Linked DNA regions of Homo sapiens: regions 1, 3 and 4 are each linked to region 2. Evidence: chromatin contacts called from ENCODE Hi-C data. All regions are on one chromosome and are shown on one strand. The core of a region is the stretch at or near the end of the contact, and the rest is flanking DNA. Distances in the headings are between cores, read along the strand shown.

What was found. Hi-C counts contacts between places; a loop is a spot of excess contacts on that map. Pooled maps may share reads with other maps.
Region 1: a loop to region 2 is called in a pooled map, with 2.2 times the contacts of the local background. The contact joins the promoter of LINC01235 here to the enhancer-like site in region 2. A Hi-C loop is called at or near these places in 1 of 50 pooled maps.
Region 3: a loop to region 2 is called in a pooled map of heart left ventricle, with 2.0 times the contacts of the local background. The contact joins two enhancer-like sites. A Hi-C loop is called at or near these places in 1 of 168 maps with a recorded cell type or tissue (aorta) and 1 of 50 pooled maps.
Region 4: a map of heart right ventricle shows a loop between it and region 2 (2.4-fold over the local background). The contact joins two enhancer-like sites. A Hi-C loop is called at or near these places in 9 of 168 maps with a recorded cell type or tissue (OCI-LY7, aorta, cardiac septum and 4 more), 1 of 37 single-sample maps with no recorded cell type and 9 of 50 pooled maps.

What each region holds. Positions count from the first base shown.
Region 1 is chr9:13,428,949-13,432,792 of GRCh38, forward strand. LINC01235 (long intergenic non-protein coding RNA 1235) reads right to left here and starts at 2,381. Exons shown (of 3, transcript NR_033863.1): 1 at 2,255-2,381.
Region 2 is chr9:13,898,582-13,902,400 of GRCh38, forward strand. The region is part of intron 6 of LOC101929507 (a long non-coding RNA gene); the gene reads right to left. Among named protein-coding and RNA genes, the nearest start is that of LINC00583, 27 kb to the right of the region's middle. Within about 2 kb of position 2,015, at least 5 of the 41 ENCODE cell types and tissues checked have a DNase peak (open chromatin) inside an H3K27ac peak, as active enhancers do; they include heart right ventricle, where a contact is called at or near this core.
Region 3 is chr9:13,574,263-13,578,360 of GRCh38, forward strand. No RefSeq gene overlaps it. Among named protein-coding and RNA genes, the nearest start is that of LINC01235, 140 kb to the left of the region's middle. RefSeq lists a silencer at 1,328-1,622. Within about 2 kb of position 1,418, at least 3 of the 41 ENCODE cell types and tissues checked have a DNase peak (open chromatin) inside an H3K27ac peak, as active enhancers do.
Region 4 is chr9:14,349,047-14,352,756 of GRCh38, forward strand. The region is part of intron 1 of NFIB-AS1 (NFIB antisense RNA 1); the gene reads left to right. It also overlaps a transcript of NFIB not described here. Among named protein-coding and RNA genes, the nearest start is that of NFIB-AS1, 34 kb to the left of the region's middle. RefSeq lists an enhancer at 1-255. Within about 2 kb of position 2,330, at least 10 of the 41 ENCODE cell types and tissues checked have a DNase peak (open chromatin) inside an H3K27ac peak, as active enhancers do; they include heart right ventricle, where a contact is called at or near this core.

The DNA of each region.
Region 1 (3,844 bases), core at 1,131-3,630, 470 kb before region 2:
GGAGCTTCTTGGAAAGAAAAAAAAGGTGTTTTTTAACTGAGTGGGGACAGTGTTCTGTGCTATTTCCAGGAAGTGTGTATTTTCTCAAATCACTTATGCTTTTTAATCTGTTGGACCTGGTCTATGTTTTGTGTTGATTTCTGGGCCTTCCAATCAAAATTAATTTTGCTATTCTTTCTGAGAGAACTTTTTAGAACGAAAAATGAACCTCTCATACAGTTGAAAGACAAGGACCAAAAGTGCTGTATTATACTTCTTGAATGGTTGAAATCTAGTTGGAACAAAACCCCCCAGCACTATTAAAAATATAATTTTAGGTGAAATTTCATTCCATATGAAGCATTAATTTTAATAGAGACTTATATATAAGCTCTCATTTGAATAATAATGTAAAATTAAATTTAAATTGTAAATAACGTCCAGATACTAGTTGTTTCCTGGCTCAAATTCTTTAGCACATATGGTGCTAGCATAAGCTTGTGCCTGTCTGCCTACTCTGGGTAATTTTGCATGCAAATAGTTTTAGTGCCTATGTTGAGGTGCTAAAACGTGTTTAGTACACTTGAAAATATTTGCATTGCAAAAGGAGAGCGAATCTCCTGAGGAAAATCAAATTGATATTTTGTATTAAGAGACCACTTTGGACACTGCGTGGTATTCTGCTAGGGAGAATTCTGTTTACAGTGCAGCTAGCATTTTTAATTGACCTTTAGAAAAGAAGGTCTGGCTTCAGCTTTGCCAGGTTTATAAACCGTTGGACCATCTTCTGGCAGCATTCACCACATTAATCAGTCAAGAGAGAAAGAGAAGGAAAGAATCTCCTTGCCTTGGCTGGACTGTAGTGTTTCATGCCTCAATTTGGTGGATTGGTAGGATAAATATGTTAATTATAATTAAAAGTTTCAGCTGGAATGTGCCTAACTAATTAGCTAACTAACTAACCAGCTAACTAAGGAAAGGCTTTAGTACAGTGGAGCGGTGGTGGGTGCTGGGTGTGAGGCCCCACACACTCTTCCATTTGCCTCACTCCCATCTGCTGCATTTATGGGAACCAGTTCGTTAAGAGTCTGAATTGAATCCAAATAAAATGCATTTCTGATGCAAGCCCGATGACTGGTGCCATTCTCCGCTGCATTATGTCAAATTAGAGTTTGTTTGGAAAAGAGGTTACAGGGATCCTACGTAAATGTCGCTTGCGCAGAACATCGATCAAATAAGAGTTATGCACAAATTTGCCATCTAATTCCTATAAATAAATTGAGCACCTCCCTCCTTGATTTTGCTCCTATTCACCATGAGTGATTAAAAAATTAGCACTCCTAATAATAAATAAAATTCAAGAGGCAAGCTAGTAAGAGGTTTGTGGAACTTTTCTTATAACAGTTATTTCAAAGTTTTTAGATAATTTTATTACAAGAACCAGTTCAGGTGTAGTATATCCCTATAAAATGAAAGTAAGTTCAAGGTCCGTAAGAGAAACAGATGATACTAGGTCTACAAGAGGAATTCAAATGTGAGACCCCTCTGTCTGCAACTCCCTCCTCTGTCGAGAAATGATGCCAGATGGAATCCTGATAACTCCCATTGTTAAAGCAGCTCTATCGCTTTCAGCCCAAGCACCATGCAAGAGTTACTACTATAGATGCTTCTATTGGCTAAAACGTGCTGCAGGATCCAGATTTTTCTGCATATTTTACTCCTTCGTGCTTAATATTCTTTCATCCCTGCCACTTCTCACAGTGTGCAAGGTGCAGTATTTTGTGTCAATGAATAGCCAGAGACAGGTAGCAGGCAAGAGCCAAAAGGAACTCATTATGAATACAAACCAGTAAGGAGGAGCTGACTTACTGTGCTACTGAAACTTTGCTTGCAATCTAGTTCCTTTAAAACAATCTTAAAAAAAAAAAAAAAAAAGCCTCCGTTGTCTGTGGGATCCTAGCACATCAATCAATCCATTAAGTAAGTAAATAAGGCAATAACTAAACAATAAATCATTTTGAATTTCACGCATGCACAAATCTTTTGATACATAAATGACAAGGTTTAGGTTCGGAGGCTACCACCTCTGTTCCAGTAGTTATCATACAAGATAAAGAGTTGTTTTTAAACTGTGGTGCATTGCTCATTCTGGTCCCCACATGATGGGGCTTCTTTCACCCCTTGGGTGGTGGTGTGTGTATGATGCACGGCCTGGGAGTTGTTTGTGTGTGTGTGTGGTGTGTAGCGGGGGCCATGCTGTTAGGGGGAAGCCTACCACACATTTCTGCCATCGCAGACGGTGGGCAAACAGCTGTCTCCACAGCTGAGACCACTGGAGCTGCTTGCGCTGCTCCAGTAACTCGAGAGCACACGGCTGGTCCCTGGATGGCACAGAGCACTGTGCCTGCAGCAAAGTGCCTGAGCTTTCCTGGGGCTGAGCGGGCGGGGTCTTTGCCACCAGACACAATAAGCATGTGAAATGGGGTTCATGAATTATTCATCCTTGGTGTCCTATGAAACAAAGAAATGATATGTTTGCTGGTAGATAACTGTGTTGTGGCATTTGTAAATCTTTTTGAATTTGGAGTTGATCATGTTTCTTGTGTTGGTGGGGAAATGTGTGTGTGTGTGTGTGTGCGTGCGTGTGTGTGCGTGTGTGTTTTTTCCCTAAAATAAAAATTTGGGAGTTCAACACAATAATCTTACAGCAAAGGTCTTCCATGAAATATTGCATGGATTATACTATTTTGGCTCATGATTTACGGATTTTAAAAATCTCATTCAGTGAAAAGGGATGTTAAAATGGTTTCACTGCAATAAACTACAGCAAGATACCAGGTTCTCAAGGAGTTTATTTTTCTCCTTAGTAGGCATCCAGCCCACTTTTGTTAATGCAAGTTTCATTACTGTGGACTAGAGAACAGTGGTGCCTTCAGCATGACACTACAGCATCGGGAGGAATGATTCTTCACTTTCACTAAAATATTAGTAAAAATGATACTTTGGCGAATTGAGCCCTAAATTGTGTTAGTGACAGTTAAATACCCACTAATTTAACACCAGTTAAACTGGCAATAAAATGACCCCCAACTGAGTTAAGCCACCATCCTATTCCTGCACAATAGCTCCAGCCCTAATGCCAGTGATCTATAAAGCCACTGGGTAGAGTTTATGCATTTGCATAACAAATATTTCTGGAGTGTTGTATAAAGTAGCTAGCTACTCAAACTTATCATAATTGTTATTTATAATTATCATCTGCATATTCCTTTCATTTATTCTTTAATATCTCAAAGAAAATAAAATGATTTAATAGTTCTTCATTATCTTTGAAACACAACCTGGTGAAACATATCATGGTAATGTTCACTGTCATCTCTTCAATAATTATCTCAGGTCTGTCTTCCAGTAGTCACTCATGCTTTCTCCATCACACTTTTTTTTTTGCAGTATCTCCTCGCAGTCTCCCTACCTTTCAGGTTGCCTGTGAAGTACTGTGTATCCATAAACCTCCCACAATCTGATATGTTTGGCAGAGAAAATCAGGGAAAAGGCACGTTGATTGTGCTGAAAGAAAAAAAACAAGCAAAAACAAAATATGGATCTGCCAATTACATGCTGGAGTGAAAATACAATTCCTTCTTGCTTTCAGGTGAGGGAGTTGGCAGGTGGGGTGTGAATTGGTAGGTAGTAGGACTTTCAGTAAAAAGAAGTGTAGCAAATGCTGTATGATGGGTGTTTTTTGGATTTTTTGTTGTTATTTGTTTCCTTAAGCCCCAATAGTGTACCAGATAGTAGACTCAAGATATATATATATATATATATATATATATATATATATATATATATGCACACACACACACAC
Region 2 (3,819 bases), core at 765-3,264:
CTTACTTACAAAAAAGAGTAGGAAGCATGAAGTAGCAGCATACAAAATCAAAGAGGTGGTCAACTGGGAAACACACACCAAAATAGAAGAAATATAGCAAAGCCAGCCGCTCCAGCATTTCAGCAAGACCCCACTCCCTGTATCCTGGGTTATAACTCTTCCTGAGTATTGCTGGCCTTTCTTATAAGGGTGATTGGAACAAGGAACCTAGCTGTATTCATCTTCTTACCTCTACAGCAGCATTTAAGTTCCAAGACTAGAAACTTAATATTTGATGAATGAATGAACAAAGGAGTGAATAGAATGGCAAATAACATGAAAGAAGATAGCAGGAGAGTTAGAACAGGAGAGGACAAGACGACGACAAAAGTTTCCGTTGTTTCCACCAAGAGCAACACAACTTTGCCTGAGAGCCTGAGCAAGTTTTCTTCACACCTGGCCATCATACAGTGTTTTTACAGACAAAAGATCAGCACTGCTTCCCTCTGTTTTCTTCCCCTGCTTCCCTCCCTTTCTTTTCAAACTAGGAAAGTTTGTATAAGTATGTTACTGCACAGACCACTGGGCAAATGGCCAACTGTCCTCTGGGGAAAAGCCAAACCTGATTCTCATTTTAAAGCGATACTGACTTTTATGGCCCGAGATTACTGTAATCAGAGAATATACATTGAGCTTGAACTCTCTCAGACATGTCCAAATCTTTACACTATAGAAGGTAGATCTTTCCAGTCTGAAATTTTTAAGTCAATATAATCATATGAACCCTGTTGTCAATATATGAAAAATAAAGAGATGTTCACCACGGGACCTTCATCTGCAAAGTCTTCTCTGACTTCCCTCAACTAGATTATAATCCTTCCTTCTTCTTAAGTCCAGTAGCACTTTAACTACATTCTCTTATAGCTTGCCACTTTCTACTTGGTGTTGTTATGCGGATGCATGTCTAATCAACTCAACTAGAGTCATGCTACTTGAGGGCAATAGCCCCTGCAAAAGCTTGAGAGTGCTTTATTCTTGTCTATAGAAGGCCCTCATAATTTTTGTTTATTTATATATAAGTAAATCTATTCTGATTGTAGTTCAGTTAAACCATTGATCAAAAGAACCCCTACCAATATCTTATATCCTAACATGTTTTGAGTTAACCATAATAGTTAACTCTCCTCGAGGGCTCATTTTATGCCCAGTGATACACTAAGTGCTTCTTTATTTCCATTTTTCCATGTTAACCCTCACTGGAACTCTCTTAGGTAGTCTTATCCCCTTTACAATTGAGGCAGCTGAAGTTTAAAGAATGAATTAACTTGCCCAAGCTCACCCTACTAGGGAATTGGCAAAACTGGGATTGAACCCAGGACGTTTGTTTCCAAATTCCACATTCACGGCTATTGTATAATCCTACTTCCTCGTCAGCTGAGTAAGGCCTTCCGGTCCTTATTCCAAAAATCATTTCTTAGAAGAAAACTAGGCTCAACAGGCAGCCAGATGCAGCTGTCAGAAAAAGCAAGATACTTCCTCACAAAAAGAAACACATTCTTCCAGGGCTTTAAATGCTGCCTCGCACCAGAAGTCCCAGTACCCTTGAAGGGAGGGTGACAGTAAGTCAGGCTTAAACCCAGGGTGACCTGGAAGCCCAGATAAACTGCAAGCTCCTGTGATACCCGAAAGGCTATTGTGTTGGCAATTTATCATCTAGGAAGCCGAGTTTTTGTTTTTGCACAGGAAATGCACTTCAAAGCTCCTGCTCTAACTGAAATACATCTTTCATAACTTAATTTACCCAGATTTATTTTTCATGAGCCATGTACTTTTTTTCAGAGAGATTTTTTTTTAACATTTCCTTATATGTAATTTTCTTAAATATTCAAGGCCTTGAGCTATTGTGTAGAAAAAAATTATGCTTAAGAGAGGTTAGAGTCTACATTTAGGCTCACAGTTAACATCGAAACACAACAGGTATGAATTATTACCCAATCTTTCAGGCTCTAACGTGTCTTCTTGCTTAATTGGAGCAATAAGTCCTAGGATTCACTGGGGATTTTTTCCTGATTGACGTCACCCGTCATTCTTGAAGCAAGATACTTACAAAGAGATCCTCAAAACAATGGAATATTTATTCATGTGCACTAACATATCCCCAGGTGTCAGGAAATCTGCAGCCCTGGGAATGAATCTTCTTTGTCCCAAAAAATGCCCTGTGGGCTGTGTTACTTTCTTGCTTTTTATTCAAAGCTTCGAATGAATGAAATGTTGGTGAAATTTTGAGGAGGTTCAGATTTGTTTTGGTACAGTGGGATGTGGCTTTTTTTTTTTTCTTTTTGCCTTTGCTCTCTCTTCCAGGGAATACCTGAGACTCTCTGGCCTTATCAGTGTCAAAAATTACTTTCTTAAAAAATCTTTTTTGGACTCAAGCCAGAGTTGCCTTTTAAGCATTTGAGGGGTGAGAGGTTTTGTTCCCTGTTAAAGGCCTTTTGAGCACTGCTGAGCACGTGGAGTAAGACTTTGGGGTTTGGGATTCCTTGGTAGAATCTCCAAAAGAACATTACCCAGGAAGCAACACAGTCACCCTGGGCATGAGACAAGAACAGGAACAGCACAGACATCATCAAAAAAAATTCTTTTTGCATAATAAATTGAATAATAAGATAATTTTGAATATTTACTATGTGTCAGTCACTGTTCCAGGGCCTTAGTTGTGTTACCATGTTCAATCCCAGTAATAACGCTCTGAGAGGAGGACTCTTCTTACTCTCATTTTACAGATGATTTAAGTAATCACCCAAGGTTACACAAGTAGCAACTGCTGGAGCGAGGATTACAAAACAAAAGTAGAGGAGATGCCATGTTAGAAGTATTATCTGTTTGATCCCTTTCATTCACTGTTAAATTGACTCACGGAAGGAGGAAGGAAATACATGAAGTGTAACATGAAGCTTTCTCAGTTACTTATCCACCATTTTGTCTTCTCTTTAAAATGTAAAAATAGACTCTCTTGCCTGCTCCCTCACCAAGCCCCACTTAAGTCTAGAATGTCTTGGGTAAGTTTTATTGAGGTGATTTACATTTTGTTTTTAGGAAGACCAGAAATTGTCCACTGCCAAGACATAATGAGAGGTTGTATTTGCCTAGAATCTTCCTTGATGAGGTGCAAAGGTAATTGTCAGATAGCACTAACTGGCTCTTTGATATCAGTTTAGGAAGTGCTGCACAATGTTGTTCCATTCCTTTTGCTGTGGAGGATGATGAAAAGTTGAGATCTAGAAGGGTACTTTTTGGAAGATTGGCCAACTACTTGCTCACTTTTTTCAAAAACAAATAATCCATTAGCAAGCACAGTAGTCCCCCTTATCCACGATTTCAACTACCTGTGTTCAACTGCAGTCCAAAAATAGGTGAGTACAGCGCAATATTTTCAGAGAGACCATATTCATATAACCTTTATTAAAGTATATTGTTATATTTATTATTATTGTTGTGAATCTCTTACTGTGCCTAATGTGTAAATTAAACTTCATCATAGGTATGTATATAGGAAAAACACATAGTATATAGTCAGGTATTATGTACAATTTCAGACGTCTACTGGGGGTCTTGGAACACATCCCCTGCTGATAAGGGGGTACTACTGTATACTTGGAATCCTTGTAAGTCCAAAGTCCAGTGCTAGGCTTTAGGAGGGAAAGAGGAAAAAAATCGAAAAAGACAGAAAGGAAGAAAGGAGGGCAGGGGGAGAGAAGGAGAGGAGAGGAGGAGAGAAAGAGAAAGAGAGAAAGAAAGAGTAAGAGAGAGAGAAAGACATAGAGAAAGAGAGAAAGAGGG
Region 3 (4,098 bases), core at 168-2,667, 320 kb before region 2:
ATAGTATAGTTTAAAGTCAGGTAATGTGATGCCCCAGATTTGTTCTTTTTGCTTAGTCTTACTTTGGCTATGCAGGCTCTTTTTTGGTTCCATATAAATTTTAGCATTGTTTTTCTAGTTCTTTGAAGAATGATGGTGGTATTTTGATAGGAATTGCATTGAAATTGTAGATTGCTTTTGGCAGTACGGTCATTTTCAAAATATTGATTCTACCCATCCATGAGCATGGGATGTGTTTCCATTTGTTTGTGTCATCTATGATTTCTTTCAGCAGTGTTTTGTAGTTTTCCTTGTAGAGGTCTTTCACCTCCTTGGTTAGGTATATTCCTAAGTTTTTGTTTCTGTTTTTGCAGCTATTGTAAAAGGGACTGGGTTCTTGGTTTGATTTTCAGCTTGGTTGCTGTTGGTGTATAGCAGAGATACTGATTTGTGTCCATTAATTTTGTGTCCTGAAACTTTGCTGAACTCATTTACTAGTTCTAGGAGCTTTTTGGATGAGTTTTTAGGGTTCTCTAGGTATATGATCATATCAACAGCCAACAGTGACAGTCTGACTTCCTCTTTTCTGACTTGGATGCCCTTGATTTCTTTCTCTTATCTGATTGCTCTGGCTAGGATTTCCAGTAATATGTTGAATAGAAGTGGTGAAAGTGGGCATCCTTGTCTTGTTCCAGTTCTCAGGGGGAATGCTTTCAACTTTTCCCCATTCAATATAATGTTGGCTGTGGGTTTGTCATAAACGGCTTTTATTACCTTAAGTTATGTCCTTTGACATTGAATCCTTACTATGAATGGGTCCGATTGTAACTAGACATTTCAGTAGACTCAAAATTTAGTGGTCATGAGATGGAAGCAAAAAACATTGTCTAAGACAAACACATGTATTCTGAATATAATTACAAGCGAGAAATTTCTGGACAAATCTCCTAAAAAGGACTCAATGAAATGTAATAAATAATATTCCTAATGATATAATTGTAGAAGGTATGTGTAACAGTTTCACAGAGCTGTTTCATTAAATGTTTTTTGTACTTGGTATTAGAGGTATTAAAACATGTAAGATAGACCTTGCTATCAAGGAATCACAAAGAAAGAGAAATCTACATTAGAAAAATCAGTGCCATTCACTAAGATAAGTTGAACAAGAGAAGGAGGTTGCATAGTGCAGTGGGGCACAGAGGAGAAAGTGATCATTCCCACTGAGTGGGCCAAGGATGCCTTCTTGGAAGACAGAGCACCAGATCTCCTGCATTTCTTCGACAATTTTTATCAATTGTCAACTATGTGGTAGGCAAGATGTTAGGTGCTAAAACTATGATGATGAAGAGAACAATGTCTTTGTATTTATAAGTAGACAAGGCCTTTAAGAGCATTTCAGTAAGAAAGACTCTCCCTTGTTTGTGAGTCATTCCCCGCCCCCCAACTGTGAACCTTTAATAACAACAGATCTCTTGCTTGCCACTGCCTTCTGAAAAGGAACATGGAACAATATCAGGAACTGCATGAGATGCTCTAGCCACTGTGCAAAGCTGCCAGAGGCCTTGGGAAAGGAAGTAGATAAGAAATAGGCTTCTAGGAATGCATGGGATGCCTCTACTTTGGACATAGGGAGGAGTGACTGAACCAGGACAAAACAAAGACCTGAATGTTTGGCATCTAGGAAGGCCAGCAGATATTACTGACCTCCAATTGAAATAACATGCTGGGAAATAGACATGAAAGTCATCTTTTTACAGCAAAGAAAAAAGAATATGCAACTCCTTTCCCTTATTTCTGAATAATTGAGATGAGCCAAGTTAATCCTACTGTCAGGGTGGGTATCTTGATTTTTCCAGTGACCAAGCTTCTGAGATACTTCCCACTGGTAGTGAACTGTTAGACCAAAAAAAAGTCAATATTAGTACAAATAACTCTTTGTTATTGCCTGTATAAATAATGCTCTAATATATTTCATTTAATATTTCCATGTGTGATTTTTTTTGCTGTATATAAAAGCAATACTCCTCAATTAGTCAGCATGCCTTGGAGGATAACAGCATATGCTATTTGCAAGGAAGTACTTGGCACTAAGAGGCAGCACAGAAATATTCAGTAGAGATTCCATTAGTCTGATGCTCAAAAAAGGGAGACAAGGTGCACTCATAAAACAATAAAACAACATATTATAATAAGTTACAGTTATATGATAAGTGTTATATGCACAGTATAGAAAATAGCTTATTGACAAAATGAGAGGAAGAAATCACTGGAGCAAGAAGAATCAAGAAAGATTTTATAAAAATTGGGACCTGAAGAGTGGGAAGAATTTAGATGGGAAGGACATCAGGCAGAAGCATTTCAGATCAGAAGAGAAAAGCTTATAAAGGTGTAGAAAAATAACTTTAAAAAATAGCATATGCAAATCTGGGAAGCAGAAGATGAACTATTAACACAATTGCCAAAAGAGATCTGTCTCTGTCTGTCTGTCTCTCTCTCTTTCTCTCCCCACCACCTCCTTCCCTGACACACACACACACACACACACACACACACACACACACGCCCGCACGCACGCATGCACGCATTCTTGGGAAGTTTGAAACCTTTGAGAAAGTAAATAGATGTAGATTCATAATGAAATATCCATCCTTATTAACAAACATCTGTCAATATACATTCCTTCAAAGGCATAAACATTACCAAATGAAAACTCATACAAACAATCCTCCAGGAAAAAAATAGCTTAATGCCAAATACGTCAATGCTGGTAGGTTAATTCTAGATAGATATGGTGTAAAACAGTAATTATCAGGGAGTTGAACCTGAATAAACCACATTCTTTGTTAAATTCAAACCCGATTAGTAGTACTAAATATCAGACTAAATCAAAATTTTTGTTACAAATAAAACCTAGCGTTTGTTTTCACATGTTTGCTTTAAATATATGCTGGAATATATTCTCTGAAACAAACTGGCATATCTTCTATTTTGGTCTCAAACAGAAAATTCTACCATAGTTTTTAAAATGTTAAATGATACACACACACACACACACACACACACACACACACACGATCTTCAGAGAAGTTAAGTTGCACAAGATCACACGTCAAAACAACTCTTTATGGCTACAGCACCCTGTGCTTTAAGTTATAAGAGTGAAAATCTCTTATAAAAGTAAAAATCTAAAGTTGTGTGCCAGAACCCCAGGGGAGCCTTTTGCATGCAAATGCCAGAACTAGCCCCAGATCCATTGAATCAGAATCGCCAGAATGGGGCCCAGATGTGCAGATTATTTTTAAAAAGTACTCTTTTAAGATATTGATGCATATCCCTATTTAAGATGCTGCCTACCAAAACTACAAAACAAATGAATGCATGAATGAATGAATACATCAATCAATAAAGGAATAGGGGCCCAAGTTTGTCACTGAAGTTTAGCAAGACAAGATGGAGAAATATTAATCTTTGTACCTTTCTTCCTCTGCCTCACTTCCCAACGGTCTTTTAATTAATCAGAACTCTACATTGCCCGAAGGAAAACTTGGATTGTAATAGCAGGGAAAAAGACACAATTTATGTTTATTTTTAGTGTTTCAATTAGGCTCTAGAGAATCACAAAGGCCTGGAGAGCAACAGCGTTGACTGGAAGAGAATGGGAAAAAGGAGGAGGGATTGCTACCCTTCCTAGGGTGTTCATGTAGGACACAGGCAATGGGTGAGGAAGTGGGGAATAAGACAGACATCCAACTAGCTCCTGCTAATATGGCACAGAATGAAACACGTTGAGAAAAATGACAGTAACATGCTGTCAAAATATGGAGGCAAAGGAGATTAACTCTGCCTGGTGACACCTTAAAGAATCTCCGAGGAAGTTAGCACTGGAGTTGGCAGTCAGTGCATGTGATTTCCCATAGATAGAGAATGCGGGAAAAAGCATTCTGGACACACCTTATTTAGGCAGTATCATATTAGATGTAGGCAGTTTTTATTAAGCTGAACAAAGCAGGTTCAAGAAGAAAAAATTGTTGTATTGCTAGAACTTTTTAGTTCAATTCTCTACCACTTTGAAAGATATAAGAAATACATAATGAAATTACTATGATTATTATTGATCGC
Region 4 (3,710 bases), core at 1,080-3,579, 450 kb after region 2:
ACCCAGGGGCTGCCTAAAGCTCTCGCACGAGTTGCTTGAGGGAAATCACTCTCTGCTCTTGCGAGCAAACAGATCTCTGTATTTTTAAACAATCTAACTGAATGGGGGAGCGAAGCTAGCGAGGACAATTTGAGCAGTCTTTGTAGCCTGTTGGGAGAATTTTTGGAAGCTAGCGGGGTGGGGGTTTGGTCTCGCATGCGAACCTGTGGGAAGGACAGTTCAGGCTGGGCCCTGGGGCTGGAAGTCTCATTTGAGGAGCACACGGTCCCGAGAATGGCACGTATTTAACAACCTTCTTTAGGGCAAACTCTGCAACGGAGCCCGCCCGACATTAAATTTAGGGGGTGTGGAAGCGTAGACTGGGTTCAACCGGGAAATTTTCCCCGAGACGCCAAAGGCATTCCGCGTTATGTTTCCCATGCGGGTTTCTGCTTTTTGATAGCGAACCCCACTCCGTTTTGGGAGCAGCGAAATTTTGGAGAGCCCCAAAGCAGGGCTCGTTTGGGGTCCAAAGGGAAGAAAAGACTTGATCTGTGGCTGGGGAACAGCGGCACTTTATTTCCTGGGGCATGCACTTACATTCCCTACGGCCACAAAGCACCCAGCTGAAAACGAAATGTGGGCAAATATTAGGTAACTACGGAGAAGGAGGGAAGTTAGCCTCATCTTGTTTAGGATACTCGCTTTAACAGCGAGGACTGATGGGCTATGCGGAAAAAAGAATTTATTAGTGACAATTTCTTGCATAGGGATGAGAGTTGAGACTTCGAGCTAAAAGACGGCTCAGAACGCTTCCCGCGCGGCAGTCCCCCGCCTCCCTTAAAAAAAGTCATCCTGTCAATATTGGCTCTTAAGTCACACCCCCATTACCGGTCCACAGTGGCATTTCCCTTCCCCGTGTGCCCCTTTCTATACCCACTCATCTGGGCTTTGGATTGCCCATGATCTCTCCCTGCCTGGAAAAACTCGTGCAAACTTGCCCTTCACCAGGCACGCACGCACGGGTGGGCTTTCCCCAGGAGGGTCGTTTGGCGGCCCCGGGGACCCTCCTGGGCCTGGGAAACCCGGAGTATTTTCCAGCGCTCAGCCTCGGTGCCTCTGTATTATTTCGGTTCAGTCCCAGGGGCCCCGACCCAAGGATAATAAACAATGCCGCTTATTAGAGATACAAACGGGCACAGAAAAGAACCACACGGAAAAGCAAAGCACAGAGGCATTTTAACAAGTGGTTAGGCATTCAGGGCAGCCTGCGAAAGTGACGCAAAATTAAAAACGAAGGGCGTTTCTCTAAGAAAAAAACAGACTTTCACAGAATGCAGATTTTGTTAAAACATGATGGTTGGAACTACGTTTAGTTTGGTTTTGCCTCTGGAGATCAGTCGGAGTTGTTGCTACCTGCCCTTGCCTCGCTGCAAATCGCCACCCCCGCTGCCCCCAATTCCTATAGGGCGAAAGACCTGGGTGGGGTGGGGGGGGAAGTTGGGGGTCTTCTAGCTGTTGGCATGCTCTGATACCGTTATTCCAGATCTCTCAAGAATTGAAAACACGACCTCCTCTTTAGGGAGGGACAACAGGGGCTTTAGGGGGAGATGTATAATATCAGGCGCTGCCAGATGATTCAGAGATACAAAAAAAATTCCTCTTTCTTTTTAAAATGTAAATGCAGATACCTTATGGGCGCTGATCGTGAGAGTGGGGGCTAGGGATTCCTCCCTGGGTGCGGGTGTAACCAATTTCTGGTCTGCCGATGGCCTTGGGAAAGGGCCTCCCATCTGCTTCCAACAACCCCCTTACAATGTCAGAAAATCTTCCTGCCTGCAAATATTGGCACAAAGCTGTTTCGACAGGCGGTGCTGCTTTAAATAGGAAGGAGACCGCGGGGCAAAAGAAAGTCGCGACCTTTCTACCCACTAGACTACCTGCCTCCTATCCCCCAAAGGCCAAGCTTTGGCAAAGGAGACTCGGAGGGAAATCTCCCGTTCTGAGTGGCGTAGGAAATGAATCAGCTGTGTGTTCCAGGAACAAATCTTTAGTTGGTTTTCAGGAGTTGGAGTGCATAAAAAATAGGTATCCCCAGACTAGCTGCTAAGCAGGGAGAGGATCATGTTTGGGCATCTGCACCTCCTATGGTCCAGTCTCCCCACTTTTTTTGGTTGTTGTTAAGATAAAGTTTATGCTGGAAGAAACTTCAGAGGTGCTTTAGCCCAATTCTCTTGGGCAGTGGGTTCCTTCTGACTTTGCCGAAAGTAATTTGTCCAAAGGGCAGCTCTGCTCCTGGATCTGCCTAGGGAGGCCTGGTCTCAACAGCGCCAGCCCTGTGCCCCATACAGAACTCTCATCCTAGGGAGCTGGGCTAGGGCTGGCTGTGTCCGGGCCAGGGATGCCTGGACCTTGAATCACACCCCTTCTGCCTACCAAGGGCATCTCCCCTGTCAGGAAATGATCGTGGTGCCAACTGCACTCAAGGAACACCTCAAACCTTCTTTTCTCACCTCCCATCCTACGCTGATGGCCCTATACTGTTCACACATTGTTTCCTGATTTAATTTCTGTACTTGCTTTAGAACTTATTCAGCTATCTCCAGCCCTTTCTGTCTATCCTAGATGACAACTTCTCCTAGAAAGAGTTTCTGTCTGATGAACTCAAACTTAAGAAGCCTCCCTTGCAAAGACTGTGACTGAATTTTAGAAGGTATCTCAGGCATTTTGGGTGGTGAGCATGTTGTCCTGTCCTTCTCACCATTTTTCAAATCAAGTGGCTTGTGTCTCATTGCTTTACAGATAAAGAAACTGAGGCACAGATTCCTTCCTATGCAGGCCTTTGAAAAGCAGCTACTATGTTTACATAGATTCCAAGGGACTTGACTTACTAAAAGGCATACATGGATCTGAGAGCAGAGTGTGCCACAGACCCCGGGTCTCTTGATTTGAGGTCCCATTTGCCCACAGTTCTGACGGAAGTATATAGCTAACAATAAACTACTGTTGAGTGAGCATCAACTGTGCACCAGACCACGTACCATGCCAGATATGTTACATAAGTCATCTTTGCAGCAACGCTAAAGAGCATCATTAACCCCAATAAAATTTTAAAAATAAAATCATAAAAGGAACACATGCGTAAATCCAGATACTTCAAATAATAGAAAACAGCATAAAATGAAAGTAAAAGTCTCCTACCCTGCTCCGTCTCCTGGAATTACACTGATTTTTTCATTTTTTTTTGGTGATGTATTTGTATATATAATAGATGTTATCATTATTTTATGAGTGTGGAGTTGGGAGGCTCACCACCAAGATAACAAACCATGGCTACCTGTCTCCGGGCTCAGCACTTCCCGGTACTCTACATTAGCTAAGATGAACGTGGAAATAAAGAAGTGAGCGAGGCCACAGGTAAAAAGAAGAGTCGGGTCAGAATTGACATCACCGCTTCTTTTGCACTGTTCCTCCTGCCCCTGCCTGGCTCCTGAGACCACAGGCTCCCTCAGTGTATGTAATCTGATGATCTTCTATGGTGGCTGCATTTCTTCCAGGCCTTGGTGCAATTGGACAAGCAAGTGTTTCCATGCTCTGTCACCCGGGCCCTCAGTGCTGTTTCTACGCTGTACTAGGTCTGGTCCTGAGGCAAGCCTCTAAGCTTTAGATTTCACTGCTTATCTCTCAGCGTTGTTGAGAGGCTCCAATAACAGACAGGGAAAGGACTGTGT